2 separate regions of the Mus musculus genome follow, and region 2 is linked to region 1. Evidence: chromatin loops called from intact Hi-C (ENCODE). Cell type or tissue: left cerebral cortex. All regions are shown on one strand. Each heading gives the region's core, and the rest is flanking DNA. Links, peaks and the distances in the headings are about the cores only. Region 1 holds the start of Crb2 (crumbs family member 2). Region 2 holds the start of Rc3h2 (ring finger and CCCH-type zinc finger domains 2).

What was found. A loop is a pair of places that touch in the nucleus more often than their neighbours do. Peaks named below come from ENCODE experiments on the same cell type or tissue, not always from the same donor. Only the 100,000 strongest peaks of a DNase experiment are listed, where the experiment ranks them.
Region 2: it touches region 1 in a loop (3-fold over the local background); 1 of 42 quality-filtered maps calls a loop at or near these places.

Annotation. Positions count from the first base shown.
Region 1 is chr2:37,772,107-37,776,494 of GRCm38, forward strand. Crb2 (crumbs family member 2) reads left to right here and starts at 4,143. Exons shown (of 13, transcript NM_001163566.1): 1 at 4,143-4,340. The coding sequence starts at 4,235. In left cerebral cortex, for the core only: a CTCF peak has its summit at 2,661 (motif pointing right); a DNase peak (open chromatin) is centred at 2,669.
Region 2 is chr2:37,421,404-37,425,791 of GRCm38, forward strand. Rc3h2 (ring finger and CCCH-type zinc finger domains 2) reads right to left here and starts at 1,500. Exons shown (of 22, transcript NM_001100591.1): 1 at 1,364-1,500. Zbtb6 (zinc finger and BTB domain containing 6) reads right to left here. Exons shown (of 2, transcript NM_146253.5): 2 at 4,097-4,388. In left cerebral cortex, for the core only: CTCF peaks have their summits at 1,898, 2,529 (motif pointing left) and 3,613 (motif pointing right); DNase peaks (open chromatin) are centred at 1,137, 1,702 and 2,484; H3K4me3 peaks cover 2,098 bases; H3K27ac peaks cover 1,986 bases.

The DNA of each region.
Region 1 (4,388 bases), core at 312-4,311:
TGTCTCAACCCAGACGTCTCCCAGTTTCTCTTGGTCCTACCGTACAACACATCTTCCACAATCTTTCCATTCTAATTGACCACGCCATTTCCAGCTTTATCCTTTACCTCGGCTCCCCCTAGTGGCCCTAGGACCAAATTTAATTTCTTTGGTACCTTCAGGCTCTGCACCAACAGTCTCACTCTTTTTTTTTTTTAAGATTTATTTATTTATTTAAGATTTATTTATTTATTATATGTAAGTACACTGTAGCTGTCTTCAGACACACCAGAAGAGGGAGTCTGATCTCATTACAGATGGTTGTAAGCCACCATGTGGTTGCTGGTATTTGAACTCTGGACCTTCAGAAGAGCAGTCGGGTGCTCTTACCCACTGAGCCATCTCACCAGCCCCAGTCCCACTCTTTTAACCCCATTCTTATCTTACTCTGCTTTTGGGCAATGCTGGTGTCCTCAGACTCTGTCATTACTGACATTCGCCCAGCCTAAATTTTATCCAGCTGTAGCTTCTGCTTCTTCACTTGAAAAACTCCTATTCATACTTCATGGTTCCAAGTCCCATGGAAAATTGTCCCCAGAGAGTTTGTCTCTGTCCTTGAGGCTCCATGGGCTCTCAGTCAGTACCTTCCTGCTCTGTCGGTATGTCTGTCTTCTTCACCAGATGAGAGAGTTCTCTGCAAGAGTGACTAACTGAGTGATTCTCACTGGAGCCTTGACAGGTGTGTCTACACTGGTGACTGCAGTCCATGCAAGGCCTGTGGAGGCTCTGACCGAGTCTGGATGTGGATCTGAACTCTTCCCTGGGGTGGTGACTCTAGAACCCAGCAGCAAAACATCAGCAGGGTGTCAGCAGTTCATCATGGTGACCTGTCATTTGAGCTGGGGTGGGTGCTTCTGGAAGCAACCCCTACCCTCATCTTTGTCACCTTCACTGGAGGAGGAAGGAGAGCTGCGAGGTAGGGAAGGAGACCACTGGCACAGCTTGGCTTTGGCTAACCATGGGCTTAGGGTTAACAGACAAAATAGACAACATTTCCAGTTGGAAAAACCCCTCCAGCAGCTGGCACAGAACCCAATCTTGAATTTCTAATCCTCCTGCCTCCGCCTCCGAAGCGCTTCGGTCACAGATGTGCACCACCACACCCTGCTTATGTGTCAGGAGTAGAAGCCAGGGCTTCAGCCATGCTAGGTAAGCCCTCTTCTGAATGTAGCCCTTTGCTGGGTCTTTTGTTGATCATGAGACATGGGTGCCTCTGGCTGTGAGTGGGGTTTAGACTCAGGGTGAATTGTTTGTAGGACAGCCCACAGACCACCCAACTTAGTAATTGCCCATGGACCTTTCATATGAAGTGCTATTTCAAATGATAAATGAAAAATATTTTATGTTTTTTAGTATTTTTCTTGCGTCATGTGGAGGCCAGAGTGCTGGATCCTCTAGAACTGGCTTTTTAACCCATTAATTGTGAGCTGCCATTTGCACGCTGGGAATTGATCCCAAATCATTTGGGAGAGCAGCCAGTGCTCTTAACCACTGAGCCATCTCTTCTGCCCCTGGAGTGATATTTTTGATGGGCAGTGCTCAGAGCATCAAGTGGCTTGCCTAGGGATAGGGAGTATTAGCTGGACAGTGGTGGCACACACCTGTAATACCAACATTTGGGAGGCAGGGGTAGGCATAGCTCTGTGAGTTCAAGGCCAGCCTGGTCTATAGAGTAAGTTCCATTACAGCTACACAGAGAAACCCTGTCTCGAAACCAAATAAAACAAAACCAAACAAAAGAATAAGGAGTATTTCCCATAGTTGTTATTACACATAGAAAGTGCTAGAAATACAACCACCACACAAAATGCAGAAAGATGGCTTCTTGTCCCTATCGTTCTTTGGGGAAATTATATATACCTACCACAGAAGTACTCAGGCATTTGAATTGTGACAGGACACACTCCTTATCTTGTGGCCTTGAAAGCTGTCTGCCACATTCCAGGATTCTATGGGTAGAAGCAAATTTCTTATTTCATTATGTTCCCCAGTGTAGCCAATAAATTTATTTCCAATTTGAAATCCATATAGCTTAAAATTACTTTCTCATTTTTAATTTAACTAGCACTTGCTTGGCTGTTTCAAACACTTTAATCCTTAAACACAGTTTATCCATAAGACAGTTCCACCTAGCTGGAGAAACCCTGTCTCAAAAAGCCCTAAATAAATAAATAAATAAATAAACAAATGAAAAAAAAAAAAGACAGTTCCACCTAGTGAGGGCTATTATTTTTTCTTTCTTTCTTTCTTTCTTTCTTTCTTTCTTTCTTTCTTTCTTTCTTTCTTTCTTTCTTTCCTCCTCCTCCTCCTCCTCCTCCTCCTCCTCCTCCTCCTCCTCCTCCTCCTCCTTCTCCTCCTCCTCCACCTTTTTTTAACTTGGAAGTTAATGAGGCTCAGAGACATTAAGAGACTTAGTGACTTACAGAGCTGGAAAGTGGATGCTGGGGATTTGAATTGGTATCTATGCCCTCACCACTGTATTCCTCTCTGATGTGTTAGTTCTACCAAGTCAACCACTAGCAGTCAGTTCCATGCTCTCAGATGTATCCCTGAATTCCTTGACCTCCTATGACAATCCAAGCTCCAGGCGCGCTCTGTCCACTGCATTCTTCAAAGGACCACCAGGTGGCAGCTTCGGGATTAGTGCTTGGGGGTGGGCTCCTGGGTGAACCAGTCCCTGTCTGTTGCCTGGCTCCTCTTCACAGCCCACTCCCCTGTCTCCCATCCCTGTAGCTACCCCCCAGGGTCCTGCTATTTAATATTCTTGGCGCCATTCATATTCCTGGAGCAAAGCACAACTGCCCTGTAAAGTCTCACGAGGCTGGAGCTGTTACTCCTATTTTACAGATGACAGACACAATAGACTGAGAGCGAGTAAACTCCGTGTCATTCAGGCATGTTAGGTGCCTATATGTTTAGCTGTGCTCCCCCAAGAGTGGAGCATGACTTCCTCAAGATTAGCGATGGGAGTTCCAGGTCAAGAGACAACTGGAGTGGGTGTCCCAGAAAACAGGGCAGGCCTCTAATTCTGGAGAGGCTACAGGGCTGGTTAGCCAGGCCTATGGTTTCAGTCTCTTCCTGAGCTCTGGGGACCCAGGGGAACCAGCAGCCCTCTGGCTGGCTACCGATACCCTGTGATGCTCATTGTCTCACCTGATGTTTCTCCAAGGACATGCCATAGCCCCCAATTGCTACTTTGCCAGACACAGCAGAGTCCAGAGCCTTCAGGGACAGAATCCACCATCACTGACCTGGGCCAGACATTGTCATCTGCCAGGGGCTCATTTCAAGAAGGTAGTTCCCTTTAAAATAAGATGCTGCCCCACTTGGGGCAGCAGGCCATGGAAGAAGAGATGCTTTTTTATGTGCCAGTGTGTTTTGAGATGATGAGAACTCCTGGCTCCACCCAGTGCAACATGTGACTGTGAGGTTAGACAAAGAGAAGGACTTTTCAGGAAGAAGGGTGGGAACAGCATCGGAGCACTATTTTCGGTAGAGCAGCCACTCAGCGGAAAGGTCCGCCTTGGACAGCAGGGACATTTCTAAAGTTGCAAACACCAGAGACAAAGATCAAGGGCAAATGGGGAGACGAAAGGGCTCCGTTTGGCTGGTGAGGGGGTGGGAAGGATAGAAGGGAGTCAGGGGGCACGTGCTCTGGGGCCCAGTTACTACCTTACTGATAGTCACAAGAACAGGATCTGTGTGGCTGGGTAGGACCTAGTGGGCAGCGAGGACAGGAGCCCCTGTGATAGGAGGGGAGGAGCCTTGTTATCTCAGGTGTGGAAGGGGCAGGTTAAGTGAGGACGGATGGGAGCGCTTCTGAGCTCAAGCAAGGCAGGCCTGAAACTGCGGGGTAGTCGGACAAGCCCCAGGAATCTTGGCTGGCCCCATGGACTGGACCGCCTGGCAAGAGGGCTTGTGCACTGAGACCCAGGGTCAGGCCCAGGGCCTTGCCTGGATGGAGCTGAGGCCTCCGAAGGGGCTGGTGTTTGTGAGGAGCGGTGGGTCAGACCCTCCGGGAGGATCCTGTCCGGGGAGGAGCAGTGGGAGGCGGGGCGGAGGGGGAGGGCTGGAGGAGGGGCCGGGCCTCTGTCCACCTCGTCAGTGCTGGTTGGAGGGACGCAGGGGCGCGGAGCCCGCCGAGCAGAGGGTTCCCGCAGGCAGGCAGGCAGGCAGGCAGGCAGAGCCGGCTGCCATGGCGCTGGTGGGGCCTAGGATTTGGGGCCCTAGACGAGATATTTACCCCCTGTTGCTGCTACTGCTACTGCTGCTGCTGCTGCTGCTGCCTTGGGTCCCGGCTGGTGAGTGTGGCTGGGCCTGGGGGTGAGCGTGGCTGGGCTGGCCTGAGA
Region 2 (4,388 bases), core at 163-4,162, 350 kb before region 1:
TTTCCAAACTCTGAATGTGGGAAACATGAATCACCAAATCAACAAAACAATGGTAATATTGGAAAATAGCCTTTAATAGGATAGAATAGTCTCTGGGTTTTCAAGAACTGACTGTGTTAGTAAACAATTTAAGTAAACAATTTAACATGGATATTGATGTCAGATCAGTGATGTAGTTTTTTAACCACATAAAAGGTAAAAACAGGAATCTACAAACTATTCTTAATGAGTCCAAGTCTTAGGCTGTGTATACAAGTTAACCACAAAGAGACTAGACCCACCAACTAGAACATTCGTTTCTTTCCTTCTGTCAAATAATATCACTTTAGTGTGCCATTATTAGCTTTCTCTGGTTAACTCCAAGTTTTTACTGGAACTTTAAAGCCTGACTACTAAAAATGACAGGAAGATTTGTAAAACACTTTTAACACTTTATTCGGGATATAAAGTCAACTCTAATTACAGTGGGTCAAGATGAGAAGAAATTCCTTAGGGTCCTAAGGTTAGGAGGACAGTGGGATTAAAAAGAACCGAGGTGGAGCTTAAACAAAAATCTAAACAGGTTGAGAATCACTGAATTTGAATACTTAATGTCTGTGATTACTTTAGACTATTTTGGTCTGAAGGCTGTGTCTGCCAGTATCTTAAAAACTCTGGTGATTTCAAGGATGGAAATGACAGCTACCCTTATCTCCTTCCTAACGACAGAAAAGTACAGCTGTTTCTCTTAGAAACAAAGATGCTTTCTACCATTCTCCTAAGATGGTGGAAGAGTCTCCTTATGAGGCTCCCCCAAGGAAAATAATAAGAAAGGGGGAAAGAAAACTATAGCAGAATTCCCTGGCTGTGCTTCATGCCATCGCTCCTAGTCACATCCCCTGGTCCAGCCATCTCCCTCCAGGGAGGTTAAGCCCTCCCTGGGCATTGTTTAGCCAGGGTCCCTATTTACAACACTCAGATCGCCTCCATCCCAGCGCTGTGGTCTCGGTAAGCCCAAGGGCTGAAAAGAAAACGCTAAGACAGGACCTGATCTCGGGGACCTTTTCGAAAGCCCCTCTTCCTACATGGGTTAAGCAAAGAAGGAAGCCGGCCTCTGTTCGGGTGGGATCCTCAGTGGTCAGAGGCGTCCCTTCAGCCGGTGCTGGAGAAAGGTGGCCATCTGAGCGTTTCGCTTCGCATCAAAAAGCCCTACCAGAGCGAGGGGCCTCTCTGTCGTGTCAGGTGCGGCCCGCGACTCCCAACCCTCGGGGTACCGGCGGCCACCGTGCACAGGCCGCCGGGCAGAGACAGCTCCCCGCCCCACCTCTGAGGACCCGGCAGCCGGGCCAGGGCCCCAGCCGCATCTTGCCCGCCCCCGCCCTACCTGAGGGGCCCGGGCGGGGTCGCTAAGGGCCGCTCCCGGGGGCCCCGCGACGGCGCGGCTCGGCGACGGAGGCGCCTCGTCTCGCCGGGGCAGAGCTCGGCGGCGGTTTCAGGGCCTCAAACTCCATCGGGAGCTACAGGGACAGCCCCGTTGGCGGCGGCGAAGGCCGCGACGGGGCCTCCTCCTCCTCCCTCCCTCCGCCTCCTCCTCCTCCTTCTCCTCCTCCTCCTCACCACGGAGGCGGACCTGGAGGGATCCCGATTTAGCTCTCGCGAGAAGATACTGTTCACTTCACGCGAGATTACGCAAGCCCGGGAGTTGGGGCAGAAGGGAAGCGTAGTGGCCCGGCCACCAGAACTGCGCATCAGTTTCCCTCTGAAGAAGAAAGCCACCCTCGTCACATGACAAAGGAACCCCAGAGTACTGTGGGAGATGATGCGAGGACTAGGCAAGACGAAGGGCCTTATGGGAAACTCCCTGCACATCTAAGCCTTGACCAGGAGGCTTGCAAGATTGAGCCAACGTTAAATTTATCATCCATAGAGCAGAACCTGCTTCATCTATGTTACAGTCTACTTTACTCTCTTTGTAGTGAGATACTAACCAGATTAGCAAATAATTCTCCAGTTTACAAAAACCAGGACCAAAGTGAAAACGTTTGGCAAACCCACCTACCTCATCTAAAATCCCAGATGCCTCAAAAGTGAGAAGGATCAAATTTTACAAGTTTTGGAATTATAACTCAATATTTGTTAGAGGACTTATGGCAACCTGTAAGGTAGGAATTATGAAGAAAGACTGAAAATAAGGATGAGAAAAGCAACAATTATAAACAAATATGCCAGGCTGTATGATAACTGATATTTTAAAAGCATTTTAGTTTTATAGTTAATTTATCAAAGTAATCCTAAAAGGTTAATATTGTGAATCTATGCTAATGATGTGCAACTGAATGTGAAACAAAATGTTCAGCAACATCCATGATAATAATCTGTATGTAAGTTAGAATATGGAAATTTCTCTAATGAAGCTTTAAATATACATGAGTTATAATCCAGATGTGGGGCTGGCGAGATGGCTCAGTGGTTAAAAGCACCGACTGTTCTTCTGAAGTTCCTGAATTCAAATCCCAGCAACCACACCGTGGCTCACATCTGATGCCCTCTTCTGGAGTGTCTGAAGACAGCTACAGTGTACTTACATATAATAAATAAATAAATCTTTAAAAAAAAATGCAGATGTGATGGTGCATCCCTGTGAACCCAGCAATTGAAAGGTCCAGGCAGAATCATAGACTGAACTGCTTACAACTGCAGCTCCAGTGACACAAAGCTTCTGGCAAGTGTGACAAGATCGGCTTTTTAGTTTTTGCATTTTGTTTTTTTTTGTGAAAGATCCATTGGCCCCACCTGTTTGTTGTTTGTTTTGTTTTCTGGTGCCTTGGCTAGCCTGTAACTAGCTCTGTAGACCAGGCTGGCCTCAAACGCAGAGATCTGACTGCTTCCCAAGTGCTGGGATTAAAGGCATGTACCACCACCTGGCAGCCCCACCAGCTATACATTAATAACTCATTATTCATAATTTCATCCAATTATGTTAATCAAAAAAGAAAGTTTCCCAACAATCAGGTGTACATTTTGGTATTTTCTTTTTGTTTTTGTTTCAAGACAGGGTTTCTTGTGTAGCCCTGGCTTTCCTGGAACTCACTCTGCCTCTGGAGTGCTGGGCTCAAAGGTGTGCACCATCACCACCTGGCACATTTCTGTTCTTTTCAACTGGACAGTGATGAGTAATTTTATATATACATGTTCCCTAACCTACTGTGTGTGCATTTTCCATTCTACTTCCATTTGATATTTTTCCATTTCACACAGGAAACATTCCCCAAACATGGAAAACCACATTAAAAGTTAACAATCACACCTTCCTTTCCCTATTATGTTTTTTAGACAGGGCTCAAAAACCTGTATAGTCTTGGCTGTCCTGGAATCACTCTATAGACCAGGCTGGCCTTGATCCTTGATATCTGCACGACCCAGCTTTCCCTATCATTTTTTAATCACTGGCATTTTTCCAAATTAATTTCAAAAACTTAACAATTGTTTGTCTACCTCCATTAAAATACAAGCCCTATGACAGTTGGTAATCTGTTTATCTACCTTTTAGTACATATATAAACCAGTAGGTAGGTTCTTTTTTTTTTTTAAGATTTATTTATTATTATAAGTACACTGTACCTGTCTTCAGATGCACCAGAAGAGGGCGTCAGATCTCATTATGGATGGTTGTGAGCCACTATGTGGTTGCTAGGATTTGAACTCAGGACCTTTGGAAGAGCAGTCCATGCTCTTAACCACTGAGCCATCTCTCCAGCCCCAGTAGGTAGTTCTACTTTTCACTGTCCAGTTGAAAATAACAGAAATGTGCCAGGTGGTGGTACATTAAACAGGCAGGAGAGAGTGAGTCTTTGGGCTTCATAGATTACCAGGTGGTTAATGTAGCTGACTACTCTTGCACAGCAACTGAGTGCAGTTCCCAGCTCACAGCTGCCTTCACTGCAGCTCCAGGAGGGGATCCAAAGCTGCTAGCAAGCATATGCCCACACATACACATAACTAAAAATATAATAATAAATCTTATGTACACATAACCCCACACACATAATTTTAAAAAACATTATTACTAAAGAGAAAATGATTCCTTTAAAATTCATAGAAATACACAAGCCCAAAGTTCTCCATTCCCACCTCCGGTTTATTGTTTCATACAAACATAATTACATCCAATGAAAAGAGGAAAGGATTTTCTCTACAACAAAGTAACAACCTTTTCAAGATCTTTTACACATTTAAATGCAGTACATACTAGGTTCAACCCAAATATACTGCTTTTTCTGACATAAACAAACAGCTAAAAGTATTTAAAATGAATAAATGCTACACTTTACTTTGTCATACCTTCATATCTTTACAGATTCTACTTTGCTGAATTTTTCAGAAATGTCATGCAAGCGGATGCTCTCCCA